2 separate regions of the Mus musculus genome follow, and region 2 is linked to region 1. Evidence: chromatin loops called from intact Hi-C (ENCODE). Cell type or tissue: left cerebral cortex. All regions are shown on one strand. Each heading gives the region's core, and the rest is flanking DNA. Links, peaks and the distances in the headings are about the cores only.

Region 1 (4,198 bases), core at 598-3,097:
CTGCAGATGAAGGAAGGCCACACTGGTAAGAAGGCAGGCGGTCTCTTCTCCATGACTTCATTTGCATACATCTTAAAAACATGAAATAAAAGCAAGAAATGGTCACAACTATGTTATTATGTGATGTTCTGTTGCAAAACTTTGTGTTCATCACACTTGTTTTAAAGATGCAAAATAAACCTAGTTACTTGCACTTATAGAAAGATTGAGTTTTTAACACTGATCTCAGATTTCAGTTTCATGTTACAAGCTTGTGCCTTGCTCTGAAAGTTGTGCCCAGTAGCAAAATAGTGGCTCAGTGGTTCAGTTCAATCCTGATTCCAGGATCGCAGGAGTAACCAACTACTTCCTGATAGAGTTTGAGTCCACTTCACCGAGGAAATCTGAAGTGGAAATTTCTGGTTTCTTTGGAAAGTCATTTATGTCAAATGATGTTTTGCTGGGGCACGCAGGTGAAAGGACTCATAATGTTCAGAAGGAATATAAAAATGACCCCACAGACAGTGGGAGCTCTAGATTGGTTTTCTTTGCTCTACCTCGCTATTCTTCACATGACACGCATGTATTGGCTTGCCCTACATTGCAGTGCTGAGCTCCACTTGTGGTAATGCCATTGAGAGAAACTCACCAAAGAACCTCTTGTGAAGTTCCTATATGCTGGTTTGGGTGTGTAGTGTCTGGCGAGAGGACTGGACTGCAGCTGCTGGTTCATGTGTGGTGTCTGCTGGCAGGACTGGACTACGGCTGCTGATTTGTGTTTGGTGTTTGCTAGTGGACTGGACTGCTGATACCCTGACAACAAAGATTAGACTCACCCCTAAAGAACTACTTCTAAACAGGTCTCCTTCCCCCATGTCCTAATAGCTTTTTCTCCACTACCTCTGATGGGTGTGGGCTAGAGACAAGGTCGAATGTTTATTCAAGAAGGTTGGAAAAAATGTATGCCTCCAGAAATTCATACCTGGCACTGTCAAAAACCCTTGGCTAGAGAGGTCATAGGCCCCAATAATCTACTATTATTGGTTTGGTAAAGGGAAATTGTCAAACTGCCTCCTAAATATTTATGCATGTGCCCTCTCATCCTGGTTAGAGAAGTTCCTGCTTGCAATGGGCAGTGGTTAATGCTCAGACTGAAAACTGGTCAAAGTGCTGAGAACAGGTGACTGTTGAGTGTCAGCCCTGAACAGGACATGTGTGTGTCTTACCCACCCAAGGCTCAAAGAGCACTGAGGACAAAGGCAGGAGGGAAGAAACGAAGGATGGGGAAGAACGATATGAAATAGTCTTCTGGGGAAGGCGGGGTTGTCATGTCCGTGAACTAATAATAGCGGAACTTACCTGGGCTCCTCAACATTCTATCAGAGATGGCAACGGGGCTCAAGGTGTCACACGTTTCTGATGGAGTATAAGCTGTTAGTAATTACTTGGGAGGTAGAGTCAAATTCCTTATTGGTACTACCACTGGTACTCAAATTAAATACCACCCACCTCCACCCTCCAGAACAAAACAAAACCGAAACATACCAAAGGGAGCAAAAACAGTAAATAAGAACAACAAATATGTGAAAGGAGGAACATTTATTAGAAAGGAATTCAGTATGGGGATGGGTAAAGTGGATAATCGGGATATCATCAAAATACATTTTGTATGTGTGTGTGTGTGCGCGCGCGCGCGTGCACGGGGACGGGGACTGCTGGGGGAGCGGGGCGTGGGCAGAGAGAGAGACAGGGACACAGGCAGACAGAGAGCTAGAATTCTCATCCAGGCAGCTGGAGCTCAGAATCCTGCGCACTGCTTTGGCCTCTTGTCTGTGGATTTCTGGGAAAATGTCTAACTTGTCTAGGCTGAAGACATGATTCTCATAACAGGACCTGCCGAGCAGTGCAGTGGGGAACAGAGCCTGAGAAAAAAGTAGTAATCACGTGATGGATGAAGGTCCTGAGCTGGAGAAAGAATACACATTTTCTTGCCCGGCCTCAACCAACTGCCCCCACCCCCGAACCCCCCCCCCCCCCCACCGCTACAAGCACCAGGCTTTGATCCAAGGGCTTCACACATGCTAGGAAAGCACTAGACCCCTGACCTTCCCCAAGCCCCCAGATCTACATTGAATGAAGTTTCTACCCCCCTGCTCTTGTTCCCCACCAGTGTGCTCAGCACTCAGATCATGCCAGGGTAGGGCTGCTCCGATAGTGAGGAGGCCTACATTTGTTACAGCATGGCCCCCAGCCAGTCATGCTGTTGCCCTGTTCCCCCAGCCAAGGCCTGGGGTGCTCAGTCTTGAGCCTTCCGGGGGGCCTGGAGGGTGGACACTTGCAGGACAGTCTGCCTGTTGCTGGCAGTTGTGGGCGGTGGGTGGGTGGAGGCTCTTGTTGGAAGGCTCCCCAGAACAGATGGGGCTTTCTGTGTTGCTGGATGGAGGCAGCTTGATGTATAGTAACTGACAAACTACTCATCATGAGGGGCGGTCCGGAAGGAGGCCTGCAGTTGAGTGGGCGAAGGGGCTCACACAGAGGGAAGTTGGCAAGCAGGAACGCACCGTGTGGGTGGAGGCGCAGGTGGAGCTGCGGGGCAGTGTGCTCCAGAATGAGGTGAGGAGGCTCCGCTCAGCACGGGCTGAGCCCCCCCCCCCCTTTATCAAGAGAAGAACACTGAGTAACATTTGCTCAGAGTCTCCAGAAACAGCTTCCCGGGAACCCAGAATCAGCTCAGTGCTGTGAGGGGCAGGGAGGTCTTTCTTTTCTTCTTCTTTTTAAAAATGAAATTAAAGGAGGGATGGGGGGCGGGGGAGGGAGAGGATCTCAAACAACAGGAAGCAACAGGTAACTATGAAAATGAAGAAGCATGGTGGGAGGAGAGAAGGAGGAGAGGGAGGCAGGCACACCGAGAAAAACATTTCCCACGAAGTGGAGAGGGGACGTTGAAGCAGGTATCTACTTCTCCTGGGAGGGTCTGAGTCTTTTAAATGTTTTAAAGTGCCACAAGGTGGCCCCCCTCTGCCCTAATTTTGTCTTAACTTAAGGAAAATGGAGCTGATGAGGCTATAATTTCATATGAAGCTGAAATATGTTTAGCACAGGCCTTGATGCATCTGACCAGTTTGGACTAGTCGGCCCAAGAGGGCAGCCCTGCTGGAAACAGACAAGCCTATAAGGCCTTTGTCTTGGAGGGTGAAGTTTGCAGTCTTCTTTGTTTATCTGGCCATCAGGGATCAATGACCGCTGGAAGCATTTCTAATTTGGTGGAGAATATACAGATTTGCTGAATTATATGCTAGTTGTTATATGTTCATTATCTAGTAAGGGATAGAAGAGAGAGATGTTGGAGTCCTGGCTACAAACAGATGGAGAGAGCAGATGTCCTTCTGAGATGACCCCAGATGTGCACTGTCCCATCCTGTCCATTTCCAGGCAATGACTGGGGAACCAGAGGCAAGAGGACTTGATTTGTTTGTCACTGGGCACTGCTGTCACCTCTTGGGGTACAGGTCTAAGACTACAAGGCTCACTCCTGCATGCTGTGGAGGGCCACTCTGGAAAAAGACACTCTTGCCTGAGAGTGTCTTGAGGCAACAGAACGAACAGGTTAGAGTCAGGGAGCCTTGGTGGAGCCTGTCCCTGGGGATAGGCAGCCATCCCTTTTAACCAGAACCCCTGCAGGGCTAATCTGCTTTGCTCCCCACTGTAAGGTTGGCAAGTCTGGAGGGTTTGTTTTACATCAGTAAACAAGGCCCCATAAATAGCACAGCCCATTTCCTTTGATCCCTGGAGCAACAGGGTTTTCCTCTGACAGCTTTTGACATTCTGTCCACCACGTGAGAAGTCATTCCTGCCTGCCTGTTGTGCTAAAGTTTGTACTTTTGCTGACACCCTTGGGAATGGTAGACAGGCAGCCTTTGAAAAAGAAAGACCTTTCACATTTAATCTGAACCAATTCCTGTTACGAAAACATCCTTTTATTTCTAATGTCCAAGCTCCGGTCAAAAGTGGGGGGGTGGGGGTGGGCACTCAGAGCTAGGGATGTAATTGCTGGTCCAGTACTTGCTTACCGAATGTAGGCCCTGAATTTCATGCCCAGCACTGCAATACCCAGCGGAATCTAGAATTGAGGCCAATTTACAAAGCAGGAACTTACTGGGCAGGAAGATAATGGGAGAAGCTGGTGCTCAGGTAAGCAGAAAGGATCCCCACCCCACGG
Region 2 (4,198 bases), core at 1,110-3,609, 130 kb before region 1:
GAAAGGATGGCATTTGACCAGTTGCTTCAGCAAATTGCCCGAAGCAAGGCCGCTTGTCCTCTGCACACCTTCGCTTCTGCACCGACCACATAGGGAGGGGGCCCCACCCTGCCCAGTCCACTGGCGCATCCCCTCTGGCCAGGGTTTGTGGCAGGTGGCGCGGTCAAGATGAGCGCAGGGGCCTCGTCTGCAGTTCCTTTCCCTATCGCGGGACCCACTCTTGCTTTGCCCTGGCTCTCCAAGTTGCTGCCGGGTCCCCCCAAACTGGTGATCCCTGGTTCGCGGTCGCGGTCTTACCTCACCATGCAACACTTGGTTGCGCGCTTGCCGGGGGCGCTCCCTCCTAGCCGCTTATTCCCTTACTTGGGAGGAAAGAGGAACCGAGAGACAGAAGGGGACCGAAGCGGGCGCCCGGGCGATCTCCCGGTGCAGCCCTCTCTGGGGCGGAGACATCAGGCAGCCACCAGGGTTGGCGCCCCGGGGTCTTCCGCCTTCGCTGCTGGAAGGGAAGGCTGCCTCTGCTACCCGCTACGGCACTGCGGCTCTGCACCCTGTCCCTCGCAGCATCGCAAGTCCAGCTGCCACTCTCGCTGCGGAGCCCTGCCCCCCGGGCGCAGTGCCCGCCCCCGCCACACACCCGCGCGCGCAGACACACGCGCACCCCACAAACACACTGGTGCACACACATAAACACGTGCTGCGCGCACACTCGCACACCCACGGATGCGTTGGGTGGGAACCTCTGTACATGATCAGGGCACTCCTGGCTGGCAGGGCTTTGGTCAGAGTGCTGGTTGGTGGCTGTGAGAAACCAGCTGACATCAAGGTAGAGGACATTACTTGAAAAATACAATGTCCTCTGGCTGTTTACGTTCCTTAACCTAGAAACCTAGGGGTCTGAGCTGCCTAAATATTCCAACCAAAGCAAAGAAAAATATATTAACATAAAAATAAATCAACAAGTTCTCTGTTTTCTAGGAACTCGCTGTCTCTGATGTCCATTGTCATCGATCCCGTCCAGAAGGACATTTCTGACAATCTTGACCCAGTGGCAGCAGATTGGTGATTATTTCTCCTCTGCAGGCATACATGGTCGGGATCAATCTAGCTAAGCAGAAAGGGGCTCTGATGGATGGGTAAGGTCTCAGGACTAAAGATTATGATTTTTCTCCTTTGTCTTTGCATGACATTGGGTAGTCTTCCTACAGGACAAATAAAACACTTCTAAAACAAACAAAATATACATGCACAAGAAAAAAGAGAACTAGAAAAAAAAAAGGAAAAGTAGAAAATTAGAGAAAATGACGTGGGATTGAGGATAAGGCCCAAGAGGCTGCAGTGGCAGAGGCACGGGGACCTGTGGGACCTTTTCTTTCCATGACGCGGGTGTCTGCGTAGGGTGGCAGCAGCGGCGATGTTATTTCAACAGAATGACTTTTGTCAGTTTCACACCACATTTAGAGTCACCAGGAGTTTACTCTCATCTGTAAAATATGTGGAGTTCACCCGTTTCCACAGCCAAGAATTCTCTTCTGCCAGTGGGCAGTGGAGGTCCCTGTGTGGAACTGCAGCCAAGAAAAGCTTTTTTTTCGGAACGCAGAGGAGCAGGGGACTGTGTGTCTAGGCATCTGGGGAGGAAGCTGCAGACGTGACTGTTGAAAAGCACTGAAAGACCCAGTGGTTAACTCATCCCTGGCCACTAGCAGGGGGTGATGGAACCAAGACAGAACAGAAGTCCTGAGAGCTCTTACACTTCCTTCCGCATGATGATAAGGGCAAAGCCAATGGATGGATGGATGATACCCTGTGCTCACACTTCATCCACAATCCATTCTTTGATCCAGGGCCCCTGGGTAGCTTCTCAGAGCTGCCCTCAGCCAGGCTGACACACTTGGTGTGAGGGTGTTCTGTAACACGTGTGTGAGTTTGTCCTTCATCTTCTTGTTTCCATGTCAGGTACTGACTTACTCATTCCGAGAATATTTATTAAAGTTCCTGCTATCTTTTCAGGCACTTCGCACTGACTCCCGTCATGGACCTCACCTGGGAGAAAAGAGGAATGGAAAGACAGAAAGGGCTTAGAAATGTTAGTGTCTTGTCTTTTAAAAAGGCAGGCCCAAGCACAGGCTTACTGTACACATACTCACAGAACACAGGCCTACTGTATACATCTTCCTTGAGCATAGGCTTAATGTATATATGTTCACCAAGCATGGGCCTACTGTATACATCTTCACTGGGCATAGGCTTACTGTATACACCATCTCCATTGAGCTGTAATCTTACTGTATATGTCTTTGCTGTGCTGGGCTGAGTGACTGTGGAAGATGCAGTTCTTCTCTTCTGAATTGCATCCCTGAGGAGGCAACCACAGTTGCACATGTGTCACAGAAAACCATTTGTCTCTCCCTAGTCCGGACTCATTCTAGAGAAGGCTAACTTGAAGGAGAGCCTGGATAGGGAAGGCATGGCTGCAGGCAAGAGTTGGGACAACATGGAGCTTTCTGTCTTTGACAATAAGGAAATAATAAGCTTGATAGCATAAATGGGGAAGGCAGGCAGAAGTAGAGTGTAGCGATCCAACTTGGCATGCTAGGGAAGTTATTATATAATAATAAGAAACTCTGCAAAGGGTGCCAAGCAAGAATTTGGAGAACAGAAATGCTTATAAAGATTGGTAAATAGGTGCTTGTTCCTATAAAATATGTTTATGAAGTCAAAAGTGTTCACAAGAGGGTTTGTGAATAGATTCCTTTGGGGGATTCAATGGTGGTGCTGAGTTAAACATCTAAGCAGATACAGGGTACTTACAGTACAAGAAGCCTTGCTGACAGAGGCTAAGAAGTGGCTGCTTGAGTTCCACTCTAGTGACATGCAGGAAAAGTGTCATAATGAAGGTCAGAGCAGTATGGAAGGCATGAGAGATAGGAGCAGCAAAACGAACAGCTAGTCTGATAAAACAAAATGTGGATGGGGCAGGCTGGGCACGGGATCTGAAAGATTAGTAGATGTGTGCCTCAAAGACCAGGAGAAAATGGGCACTTTATACAAGGAGGAGAGGAGAGGGCTGGGAAATAGCCTTCAATACCCTAAATTCCCTGCTTGGAGTGGACACACAGTGAGGTGAGGTGAGCTTTTTTCTTTTTTGGTGTGTGCATGTGCATGGTGTGTGTGTATATGCACTTGCGCATGTATGTGTGTATGTGTGTGTGCATGTGTGTGTGCACTTGTGTGTGTGTACTTGTGCATGTGTGTATATGTATGTGTGTGTGCACTTGTGTATGTGTGTGCATGTGTGTGTGCACTTGTGTGTGTACTTGTGCATGTGTGTATATGTATGTGTGTGTGCACTTGTGCATGTGTGTGCATGTGTGTGTGCACTTGTGTGTGTGTATTTGTGCATGTGTGTATATGTATGTGTGTGTGCACTTGCGCATGTGTGTATGTGTGTGTGCACTTGTGTGTGTGTACTTGTGCATGTGTGGGCATGTGTGTGTGCACTTGTGCATGTGTGTATATGTGTGTGTGCACTTGTGCATGTGTGTGTGTTCCTTTTTGTTTTGTTTGTTTTTTATTTTTATTTTTATTTTTATTTTTATTTTTATTTTTATTTTTATTTTTTTTGAGACAGGGTTTGTCTGTATAGCCCTGGCTGTCCTGGAACTCACTGTGTAGACCAGGCTGGTCTCGAACTCAGAAATCCTCCTGCCTCTGCCTCCCGAGTGCTGGGATTATTCTTTTTTTCCCTTCAGATAAGAGGGTACTAATGAGCAAGCTGGGAAGTGTCTGAGACCAGCTTTCCTGAGGCAGGAGGTGTCCCCCATTGGAGTGGCATGGGAAGAATGATATCTTGCAAGGAGCCACTGCCCGGGTGGCACAGGTACCTCACTCTACAGCATCTTCAACCCAGGGGATGATACCCAACCCATGTTCCTCTTGCCTGGCCACCAGCCCTGTCTGCCTGGAAGGGAGGGTACCCTCTCTCCAATTGGCACACAGGCCTGACTGACTGCTAAGCAGTTTGCCCATGATGAAGCCATAGTCCAACTGGTAAGGATTTTTGGAACACCTGCTGCACATGCAGATGGGAGGTGAACTGGAGGAGTCTGTGAGCATCCCTATTCCTAGGTGACACTCTAAGAAACACTGTAAATACAGAGGAGGAAGGTGGCATCTCTCTTTAGAGCGTTTTCAATCT

What was found. A loop is a pair of places that touch in the nucleus more often than their neighbours do. Peaks named below come from ENCODE experiments on the same cell type or tissue, not always from the same donor. Only the 100,000 strongest peaks of a DNase experiment are listed, where the experiment ranks them.
Region 2: it touches region 1 in a loop (4-fold over the local background); 6 of 42 quality-filtered maps call a loop at or near these places.

What each region holds. Positions count from the first base shown.
Region 1 is chr16:22,787,771-22,791,968 of GRCm38, forward strand. No RefSeq gene overlaps it. Among named protein-coding and RNA genes, the nearest start is that of Gm30416, 2.4 kb to the right of the region's middle. In left cerebral cortex, for the core only: no CTCF peak of the experiment used is centred there; DNase peaks (open chromatin) are centred at 1,826 and 2,450.
Region 2 is chr16:22,656,652-22,660,849 of GRCm38, forward strand. It overlaps Dgkg (diacylglycerol kinase, gamma), which reads right to left and starts at 580. Exons shown (of 25, transcript NM_138650.2): 1 at 298-580. In left cerebral cortex, for the core only: no CTCF peak of the experiment used is centred there; DNase peaks (open chromatin) are centred at 1,575 and 2,524.